Regions from separate parts of the Homo sapiens genome. Here region 1 is linked to region 2. A link is a contact called in ENCODE Hi-C data. All regions are on one chromosome and are shown on one strand. The core of a region is the stretch at or near the end of the contact, and the rest is flanking DNA. Distances in the headings are between cores, read along the strand shown.

Region 1 (5,481 bases), core at 1,883-4,382, 360 kb after region 2:
TGTGTTTGCATGGGAGCAGTAGTAGCCCAGGGAAGGTGAACTTTAAACTTGACTGCATAGAAATACTTCCAATATAGCAGGTACGAATGTCACTGTGCCACTTTCTGGTGTGTAAATGTGACAGAAAAATTAGTTCTGTACTTTCACTCATGTGACGGTAGAAAATTCAATCTCAGTAATATTTGGCGGCTTTGGTGTTCATCCAAAAATCTCCTAGTGTTTGGAGTGACAGAAGCTTGCAGGTTCCTTGTCAGAGTCTTCGGTGGCTCACCAGTGTTTGAAAGCATTGGACAGGCCATATGTTCCAGCCAGACCAGAGATGCACCTCAGGGTGGTCCACTCCTTGACCACACACAGGTTCACAGAGACCTTCAGGATCTCAATGTCTCCTGTGAGCTTGGCGTTAAGTGTTGAGCTTCTAAAGCACATCCCAAAATAATTCCTGGCTAGCACACGTGTATGAAGAAGCCAAGGCCCTTCCAGAAACCTGCCTGATTCCTGTGCACACTCCCCACTCCTAGCCTGAGGAAAATCAAATGTTTCCTTAAATTGGGTAGCTTCTGTGTCTTCAACTCCGAAGACTTAACCTCCATGCCCCTCCTTTGTGAACGCAATCTGGGAAAACTTTTGTACTAGGTGTCATGGATGAGAAAAGAAGCTGGAAATACCAGTTATTCCTTTCTTAATAACTGACCTTGTTATTCAGCTCTTCAGAAGCCACAGGAAATTTTATCCCTCTCCTCTCTAAATCCCACCCCCACCACATCCACTGGCTGCCCTGTTCTGTTCTGCAGCATGGAGATACCCAAAGCCCAGTCTTGGCAGTTGTCCCAGTTTTCTTCATCCTGTTCATGACTCCAAAGAAAACACATCTCTCACTCAACAACAAACTGGCAGTTTCTGTTGAGAACTCAGATATTTTCCCAGAGTCCGCCGTAAAAATAATAAGGTTATATTTTAATTTTAAATTATTTGTTCATGCAGATTCTTTTGGAAAGACCTTGCTATAGTTTTGTTGATCATACAAAGAACCTTTTAAACAAAATATTTTCCAAAAATATAGCAGGCTTCCTTCTGCTGACACAAATCTCAAGAAGAGTCAGCATTTGTTATAAGGCTCTAAACAAATATTTATAAACCCTGCTTAAATTTGTTTTGAAACTTGCATAATTTTGGCAATCATTACTCATGCTAGTATCATCACTCAGGGCTTGGCATTAACGTTTTCTTCAAAATATTTTACTTTTATAGTATAAATTTACCCTATATTGCCAAAGATGTATTGGACAAGGGTGGTCATCACTGTACTGTGCTGAAACTTGGCTTCATTTTTGAAAGAGTGGAAAATTTATCAGAGGAGTTTTGGGAAGATGAAATATTTCAGTGATCTAATCCCATAATATTTATGACCTCTTACAACTAGTAGTGATTAGGCCCCACTTGTGACCAACAAACTAAAAATTTACCCTCATTCTATGAATAGGATTTTATTTTAAAATAATTATATTATGAAAACATAAAAAATATTTGAAACAAAAAACTTGTGAATATTCACATACTTCATTGCCCATTAAGAACAGTTCCACCAATGCCTAGTTGACTTGTAACAATTTGTGTGCAGCAAAAATAGAGAGACAGGGCTGGAGTGCGCTTGTTCTGCATTAGACTAGGCTAATGAGAAAATGCTAAAGGTGTTGGAAAAGGCAAGAGCCAAAGAAGCCTTAGAGAGAAAGTTATGATTGGGGGTTCAGAATAGGAGATTGAGGGCATAGAAGCTACAAGGCTTGCTGCAGAGCAGGCTGAGGCTCCACAGAGGAGGAGAGACAGGACTCGACCAGGTGTTGCCTTGGGGCTATGTATGAATCTCCTGTACAGACTCCAGTAAGGAGTTCTTAAGTGTTCCCTTTTTTAAATTTAATTTTTGAATAGATTATACTTTTGCAAGGTTCAAAATTTTTAAAGGTCCTGTAGGTTTTATCAGGAAAAAGTCTCCATAACACTCCAGCCCCAAACCACCCAGTTCTCATCCCCAGAAGCCACCAATATTATCAGTTTACTGTGTGTCCTCCAGAGCTATTTTATGCACATACAAGCAAACAGACATTTGTATATATTCACTCTCTCTTTCATTTTTTTTAAACAAGTAGCAGCTTGCTACATAAATTATTTTGTATCCTGCTTTACTCTCTGTAAAATATCTTGGATATTGTTTCATTTTATTAGGCAGATTCTTCATTCCTTTTTTTTTTCAGCTGCAGAGTATTCACTATAGCAAGGTACAAATGGTTTTTGGTCAGTTTCCACTTTTGGTTGCTTTGATCATTTGCTATTATATACACGATGCTGTAAATTTTTAATTTATTTTGTGTCATGAACCCCTTTGGCAGTCTGGTGAAGCCTATTAATTTCTTCTTAATAAAATATTTTCAAGTGCATGCAAAATTCTCAGGATTAAAAGGAAACCAATTATGCTGATATATAGGTATCAAAATATTCTTTATATAAACATTTATTTAGAAATATATGTACTTATTTATTAAAACTTAATAAGATCTAGCAGTGGATCAAATTCTTGTAATTTCAAAATATGAGTGAGCATAAATGCTGTTTCAAAATATCTGCAACAATTGTAATGTGATGTAAAATATCTGTGATTTTATTGGTAACAAAGGCATAGGCTGATACTATCATGGTTTCCTGCTTGCTTTCATAATTAAAGGAAATGACAAATTTTACTTAGAGTTAAGAAACCCTGCCTTATACATACATCATTTCCCAAACACTCAAGTGTATGTGTAGGGTATATTTTTAGAAGTGTTTTAAATTAGCAACTGCAAATAAATTTATAATTGAATACATATTGCCAAACTGCTGAAAATGCAGTCGTTCTACCAACACTGAATAAGGGTATGTTAACAAGCATTTTAATCCTTGCCAATCCGAGAGATGAAAAATAATATTTTGGTGGTTTTATTTTGCACTCTCTTGTCAAAAGCAAATTTGAACATCTTTTCATATATTTATGAACCATCTTCTTTTCTGTGTGTTCATACCCCTTGCTCATTGTACTATTGGTTTGTTAGCAGGTTTGCTGTGTTGCAAACGCCAGGGGACATCAGTCACAGAGACCTGAATGTACACAGCACCCCCTGGAGTTGGCAATGCGGAGGCTCTGGCTGTTGATCCCAAAGAAGATTTAAATTGCAGTCCATTATATTTTTCTCTCAGACTTCTGTTTCTTTGAATATTCCAAATAGATTAAAATATAATCTGGAATCTTAAGTGCCTTAGTCTTATTTAGGTAACAATACTATCTAAGAAAAACTCTAGAAGAATTCACAACAAATTGCTAACTATAGTTATCTCTGGCAGAGGAAGTAGCATGGGAAAGGCGTGGGAAAATTTTTTACTTTGACTTTTTTTTCACCTGTGTACTTATGTATAATTTGTGTGGAATAAATAAAATAATAAATATACATGATAAAATTTCAAATAAAAGTTAAAAAAATTACGGGGCACTCCTCCTTGAGCCTATATGATGGTTTTGAAATACTATTCAAAAAGAACCAGGACTTCTTAGAGAAATGACTGAGTGCAGGTCTCGGGCAGGAAATGTACAAGATGAGCCTGGCACCTCTTATTAATACCACATAGCAAGAAAGGTACGAAGATGACTAGGGCCATGGCAAAAGGACTCATGAACTAACTTGAAGAGGCTTCTACTGACCAAAGACAGAGCAACTTAAGCATCAATAAAGATAATAACTGCAATGGCTATGATGAAATACATTATGAATGCATAAAGTTCATACTAATGTTAAACAAAATGAAAATTAATTGGTCATACTGGGTAGATGATGGGGAACTAACAAATTATTTTAAAAATTGGTAAATCCAGGCAAAGAATCTAGCATTTATTGTAACTTTTTTTTTTTTTTTTGAGACAGAGTTTTGCTCTTGTTGCCTAGGCTGGAGTGCAATGGTGCGATCTCGGCTCACTGCAACCTCCTCCTCCCGGGTTAAAGCAATTCTCCTGCCTCAGCCTCCCAAGTAGCTGGGATTACAGGCATGCACCACCACTCCCGGCTAATTTTGTATTTTTAGTAGACACAAGGTTTCTCCATGTTGGTCAGGCTGGTCTCAAACTCCCGACCTCAGGTGATCTGCCCACCTTGGCCTCCCAAAGTGCTGGGATTACAGGGCACCCGGCCCTATTCTAACTTTTTAATGCAAACTGAGTCTCCAGGTCATCAAATAATAGACAAGGAGAAGTTTCCTTTCATAAAAAGTAATCCAGCTAATAAATTAAAACAGAATGAGAAAATTCATAATTCCTAATGAATGATTATACCCAGGCATTGGCCACCCACAGCTGTGAGCTTTACCAAAAGGAAAACAACTTGGCCTTAGGTGCATCCTAATGAAAAAGCGCAATCCCACATAAAAAGTGGTTTTGCCAAATACAGGAAAAAAAAAAAAGAACCAAAAAACTTTGAATCTGATGAAGTGTCCAGGTCCAACGGCCAATTGGCGTGTTAAGCAATAGAAGAGGTTTCCAGTCTGTGGACTGCGGGAAACTCTACAGCTTTCTTCAACAAAGCAACTGAAAGGGAGAGAAAAAGAGGTAGGTGGAGGGGAAACTTCAGAGACTATCAACCAATCATGATACGCAGACCTTATTTGGATTTTGATTCAGATATACAAACTGTATAAACAAAGCAACTTTTATAATATTTACGAAACAACTGGAAATTTCAACACTGAAAGGATATTTGATGATATTAAAGAACTTGTTTTACTAATTTGTAATATTTTACATAATGCTATGAGGATTATGTTTTTTCAAAGTGTTCATTCTCTTCTAAAGATACTAAAAAACAGATGAAATAATACTATATCTGGAATATGCTTCAAATAATGTGGGAATAGTTGAGGTATCAAAGCAGATAGATTGGTCACGGATAATTGTTGGAGCCAGGTGAGGGAAATCGATGGGGCTTTATATTATTCTAATTTTGTATATGTTAAATTTTTTTTAAGTAAACAAAATCATTAAACATCAATTTGTCCTGAAAAGGGACATTGTATCACAAGAGGGTCTGAGAAATACCCTTTTGTTTTGTTGGTTTTTTTTTTTTTTTTTTTTTGCCAAATTTGGCAGTAGGGAGTTGAACTAACTCATTTCTTTTAGGCCCTATACATGTGTTGGGATTTTTTTTAATCGGAATTTAAAAATTCATGTTCCTTATGGATCAGAAATGTTCCTGTCTGCATTCCATAGGAAGCAGCAGCAATGTCGTCGGGCAGCCTGGGGTTCGGGAGGTGAGTTGATGGGTTTGGAGAAGGCATGTGCTGACTACGGGCTTCCCTGGGAAACAGATTGTGGGTGGAGATGAGCTTGCAGGTTGTCTCTCAGGGAGTGCCCTCAGGATCATCCCTATGAGGGGAGAGGAGTGAGAGAAGCAGGGCTGGGCAGCAGAT
Region 2 (5,499 bases), core at 3,000-5,499:
CCTAGCTGGGAAGGTGACCACTTCCACCTTTAAACACGGGGCTTGCAACTTAGCTCACACCTGACCAGTCAGATAGTAAAGAGAGCTCACTAAAATACTAATTAGGCAAAAACAGGAGGTAAAGAAATAGCCAATCATCTATTGCCTAAGAGCACAACGGGAGGGACAATGATCAGGATATAAACCCAGACATTCGAGCTGGCAATGGCTACCCTCTTTGGGTCCCCTCCCTTTGTATGGGAGCTCTGTTTTCACTCTACTAAATCTTGCAACTGCTAAAAAAAAAAACAAAAAACAAAAAACAAAAACAAAAAAAAACCCTGTTGGGATTCTTCTGATAGGGCACAACTGACATTTTAATAATATTAAATCTTATAATCCATGACGTATATTTCTGTATCGGTGGTATACATTTCCATTTATTCAAGTCTTAATTCCTCTCAGCAAAGTTTTGTAAATTTTAGTGTATAGGTCTTGCAAATCGTCTGTTAAAGTTTTTTTCTAAATATTTTATATTTTAGAGGCAATTTACTAAGATGATTATAAGATAGATTTTGGTAAAATAGTCAGAGGCGCCTAAAATCTAAGGCTCATTCTAAAAAATGCCTTTGAGTTCCCAATTAGATATTGCTGGGTTGGGGCACAAAGGTTAATACAAACACACACACATGCACGTGCAGACACTCACACACGCATTCACACACATAGATGATTCTACAGGGATGTTGTAAGGCAGCATGTGTATAGGTATTAGTTCACTATAGAGAAAACAAGAGATGATAGTGACTGGCAGGAGGCACAGCAGAAATTCTGGGGTGTTGTAACATTCTATTTCTTGTTCTGGAGTAATAGGTGTGTTTAATTTGAGAAGATTCAACAATGAGTATTTAAAAAATCTGTACCCTTTTCTGTTTGCATTTATAATACATTTTTTTAATGAATTAAAATAATTTTTTAAAATGTCAGGAGCTAATTCATGCATTTGGTGCCAGCTTTAGAGTCATGAGAAGGTGGCTGGTGTGAGTGAGGCTTGTCACCACGTTATTGTCCTCTTGACAGTATAGTGAATTGAGCTGTAATTCCTTGCAGGGGGTGATAATATTTTATGTGTCATTGAAACACAGCTAAGGAAATATCCTGTGCAAGGATTCTGGGCTAGAATACCTAAGAAGGAGAAAATAAATGGGAAAATATAAGAGAAAAGAAAGACGTATGAGCTGGAGGGGGATAGAAAGATGCAGAGAGAATGTGAGGGGATGATTGATATGAAGCCTTGTTCTCTACCAGCATCAATTGAAAAAAATACTGAGTATTTATTATTTGTTCACATTCACCCTGGAAGTAAGATAGCATGAAGTGACATTAAGACTGTATATATTTATAATGTAAATCTAATTGTAGAGCATTAGTATTAACATGCACAGGATATGCTGGGACATTTATTCTCAGCCTGATTCTTTTAAATTAGAGTTAATGTACATTCCCTATGCTTCCTTCTCATTTTGTTCATTCTCCAAGTATTGCTACTCATCACACTGTATGGAAATTACTTCATTATCTTTCTCCCTCACTTTTCTGACACCTCCTAGAGGGCAAGGACATTGTTTTATTCATCTACAAATTGCCAAAGCATAGCATATCTTTGAACCTTTAAGGAATTGCTTAATAAAGTTTGTTAAATTAAATGAATGGCTTTTAAGATGATTATTTGTGAATTTATAGGAGCATAAAATCTGCTCCTATAAAATGTAAATGCTGCTGTTTGCTTAATTCTAATTTATTGTTTCATTTGATCATCAAAATCAATTTTTAATGTGAATTTATTAGTTCATCTGAGCATCATAACAGCCCTGCATGGCACAGAAGGGCAGTATTAAAATGCCAGTTTTACAGACGAAGAGGCTATGGTTATAACATAAAAACAACTTATTAGAAGTCATACAGGTAGTGTCAGAGCCAGATCTGGAATCTAGAGTTTTGAATTTTCACTCAGGTAATTTTTTCTAAACAATTATATCACTTATGGCAACAGAAGTCACTCTATAAATTATCCTGGGGTGTTTTAACTCCCAGGCTGGTTTTTCTTGGATATAACTTGGTTTCTTTCTTTTTTTTTTTTTTGACAGTGTCTGACTCTGTCACCCAGGCTGGAGTGCAGTGACTCAAATCTTGCTCACTGCAACCTCTGCCTCGCAGGTTCAAGCAATTTTCATGCCTTGGGCTACCAAGTAGCTGGGACCACAGGTACATGCCACCAAGCTTTGCTAATTTTTGTATTTTTAGTAGAGATGGGGTTTTACCATGTTGGTCAGGCTAGACTTGAATTTCTGGCCTCAAGTGATCCTCCCGCCTTGGCCTTCCAAAGTGCTGGGTTTACAGGCATCAGCCACCATACCTGGCCTAACTTGGTTCCTTGACCACCTTTTTTAGACAGCCTATTGTGCTACTCCCTAGTCTCACCTTCACCTCGCCTGTCCTCACTTCATTCCCTGAGATTACAGACAAGAAAGGCCATTTCATATTGGCATAATATTGTGTCTATTTGCAAATTCATTTCAGCATTCCTACTCCCTATATATGTACAGTTCTTGAATACCTCTTTTGAATCAGTTGAAACTGGTTTTTACTGTAATCTCTCATTAATTACAGAATGCTGTAATTCTCTCATTAATTAACTAGTTCAATACATTTTTTGACATGTGTTCATTGTACACTTGTAGAAGAATCATGATTTTACCTTTTCTGAAAATTATTCTTTAATAATGGATGTTTTCTCAATAATGTGTGAATAAAGGCAACTTCAGGAAATGATGCAATTTTTGCTAATCTGCAATTCACAGTCTAAGTAAAAGTTGTGTTCTCTCTGCAAATGCTACTTCAAGAACTAACTAATAAGTTCAAGGACCTGTCTTTCTGTGTCCCAGTGGAAGAAACAATTTCAGTCAGATGTGAAGGACAAAGTAGACACAGAGAAGTGAATTGAAAAACTCTTCCAATTTTTAGTCTGCCTGGGAGACTCAGAATATAGAGTTGTCTCAAGCCTTAGATAGAAAAGACAGATATGAAGAGTCTTCTTCCCTTCCCCTCTCTTCCTCCACACCCTCCATTTTCAAGGGGTTAAGATTTGAAGAATCATATTCCTATCAATTAGCAACTTTATCATCTCTGATATTTGAACCACAGCAGGTGAGAAGAGAGTTGGAAAAGGAACTAAATTATCACAGGCGCTAAATACTTTTTAAAAGGCATTGCTCTGGGCCAGGTGTGGTGGTTCATGCTTGTAATCCCAGCACTTTGGGAGGCCAAGTTGGCTGGATGACTTGAGGTCAGGAGTTCAAGACCAGCCTGGCCAACATGGTGAAAACCCGTCTCTACTAAAAATACAAACATTAGCCAGGCATGGTGGTGGGCGCTTGTAATACCAGCTACTCGGGAGGCTGAGGCAGGAGAATCGCTTGAACCCGGGAGGCAGAGGTTGCAGTGAGCCGGGCGACAGAGCGAGACTCCATGTAAAAAACAAAACAAAACAAAACAAACAAACAAAAACATTGCTCTGAATCCTGTAAGCATCGGTCATTGTCATCATTATCTTTATCCTAATTTATAATCACTCATAAAACTTGTCAGAAGCTTTCAGCTTTCAGGCTGTTATGTAGAAGGATGGGCTTTGCAGCAGGTAAGTGAGGGATCCAACCCTCTCCATCTAACTCTGTCACAGGCTTTGTCACATAATCTCTGGAGCTTTGTGTCTTATCTGTAAAAACAAAGCCATGTTTGTTGAGGATATTAACTGAGATACATTTAAGATAACATAGAAGCTCTGGAAACTATTAGCTTTATAAAAGTGTCAGTTGCTGGACTTGTCTATCAGTTTCCTTATCTCTAATGGAAATTATAATGGAACCTACCTCATAGGGTTCTTCTGAACTCCAAATGTATTTAATAAATGTAAGAACACTTCCTGACACGGTTAGTGCTTAACAAATGTGAACTATTGATATTATTAATGTATGCTCCACGAGGGGGCGTGTCGGATTTGAAACACCTTTTCATCTCCCATAGAGCCTAGCACCTTGCACCCAGCAGGCGCTCACTGCATCTTTGCGGGATGATTTCAATGTTCTGACCTCAGCCTGCGCTGCAGGGAACGTCCGAGTGTAACGCGTTAGTTCGTAGGCCGGAACCCAAAGCTCCGGACGCTGCGACGCCGGAGCCTCTAGGCGCCGGGACACGGGCGCCGGAAGTGGCGAAGGCGGGGTCGGCGCTGCCGGGTGAAATCGTAGGACAGTGAAGATGCTGCTGGAATTGTCCGAGGAGCATAAGGAACACCTGGCCTTCCTGCCTCAAGTGGACAGCGCGGGTCAGCGGGCGTGGGGGCGGTGTTCTGTGGGCTGGGGAGGAGGTCAAAGGCAGCGCCTGGCACTCAACAGCCTTCTGACTTTCATTGCAGTGGTCGCCGAGTTTGGGCGGATTGCTGTGGAATTCCTGAGACGCGGCGCAAACCCAAAAATCTACGAAGGCGCCGCCAGTAAGAAGGGAAAGGGGAAGGCTCCGCAGGCTTCTAGGGCGGTTGCGAGCCATTCCCTGTCTCCCGGGAGAGAAACGGATTATTGCGAGTCCTAGGGTCTTGTTCCGATTGTAGTAGAATAAAACCAGCAGAGCTCTTCAGTCAGGGTGCAAATCCTGCCCGTCCCTTAAGTAGCTGTGAGATTGTTAAAGCTTCTATTAAATCAGTTTTCTCATGGTAAAATGTACATAATACCACCTTACTTTCAGAAATACTGAAAAGTGTTTTGTATAAATATACCAAAGTCTGTGGAATAGCTGGGTCAACTGTAAATTGCAAGTATTTGGTTATCATTATTAGTTGTTCAGATATCCGCTTTTGCTAAAAAAAAAAAAAAAAGTGTTGTTTTACCCCTGGGTAAGAGGCAGTCTCTGGGATTAAGTCAATCCCTGTCGAGTTCCTCTTCTGCCAGACTTGAAGGAGCTACGTATTCAAGAGAAGGGCTACGCACCTGATACTAGTCTCCACAGTTCTGCATTTTGTTAAGGTTACTTGGTGGGAAATACCAAAGGCATTTGGCTGGGAGTGGAATGACAAGGAGCAGGAGCCTCTGGCCAACTTACTGTTTTTCATGCAGTGTTTGAAAACATGTAATAATGAATAGTGTTTATTTTTAAATACAAATATGAACAAGATAAATACTACAGTAGTAATTTATTTGCTCGTTTTTACTTTTCTTTCTCAGGAAAACTCAATGTGAGTAGTGACACTGTCCAGCATGGTGTGGAAGGATTAACGTATCTCCTCACTGAGAGCTCAAAGCTCATGGTAAGGGATTTTCTGGACTGTTTTGTGTTGGCTGGATTCTTAAGAACGGTCTGGTGTACTCTACATCATAGTCCTGGCAGGTACCTGTGTGTTTTAATAATGTTGTTAATGGTTTATAATTGATTTTTTGAAGACATACCTAAAAAATAAAAATCATATCATCT

The links. Hi-C counts contacts between places; a loop is a spot of excess contacts on that map. Pooled maps may share reads with other maps.
Region 1: a map of mammary epithelial cell shows a loop between it and region 2 (2.6-fold over the local background). The contact joins the enhancer-like site here to the promoter of COMMD2 in region 2. A Hi-C loop is called at or near these places in 1 of 168 maps with a recorded cell type or tissue (mammary epithelial cell) and 5 of 50 pooled maps.

The regions. Positions count from the first base shown.
Region 1 is chr3:149,391,207-149,396,687 of GRCh38, reverse strand. It overlaps LOC105374151 (a long non-coding RNA gene), which reads left to right. Exons shown (of 3, transcript XR_924574.3): 3 at 3,087-3,276. Among named protein-coding and RNA genes, the nearest start is that of TM4SF1-AS1, 16 kb to the right of the region's middle. Within about 2 kb of position 3,132, at least 7 of the 41 ENCODE cell types and tissues checked have a DNase peak (open chromatin) inside an H3K27ac peak, as active enhancers do.
Region 2 is chr3:149,751,239-149,756,737 of GRCh38, reverse strand. COMMD2 (COMM domain containing 2) reads left to right here and starts at 4,249. Exons shown (of 5, transcript NM_016094.4): 1 at 4,249-4,360; 2 at 4,451-4,528; 3 at 5,253-5,335. The coding sequence starts at 4,294. RefSeq lists a silencer at 4,024-4,093.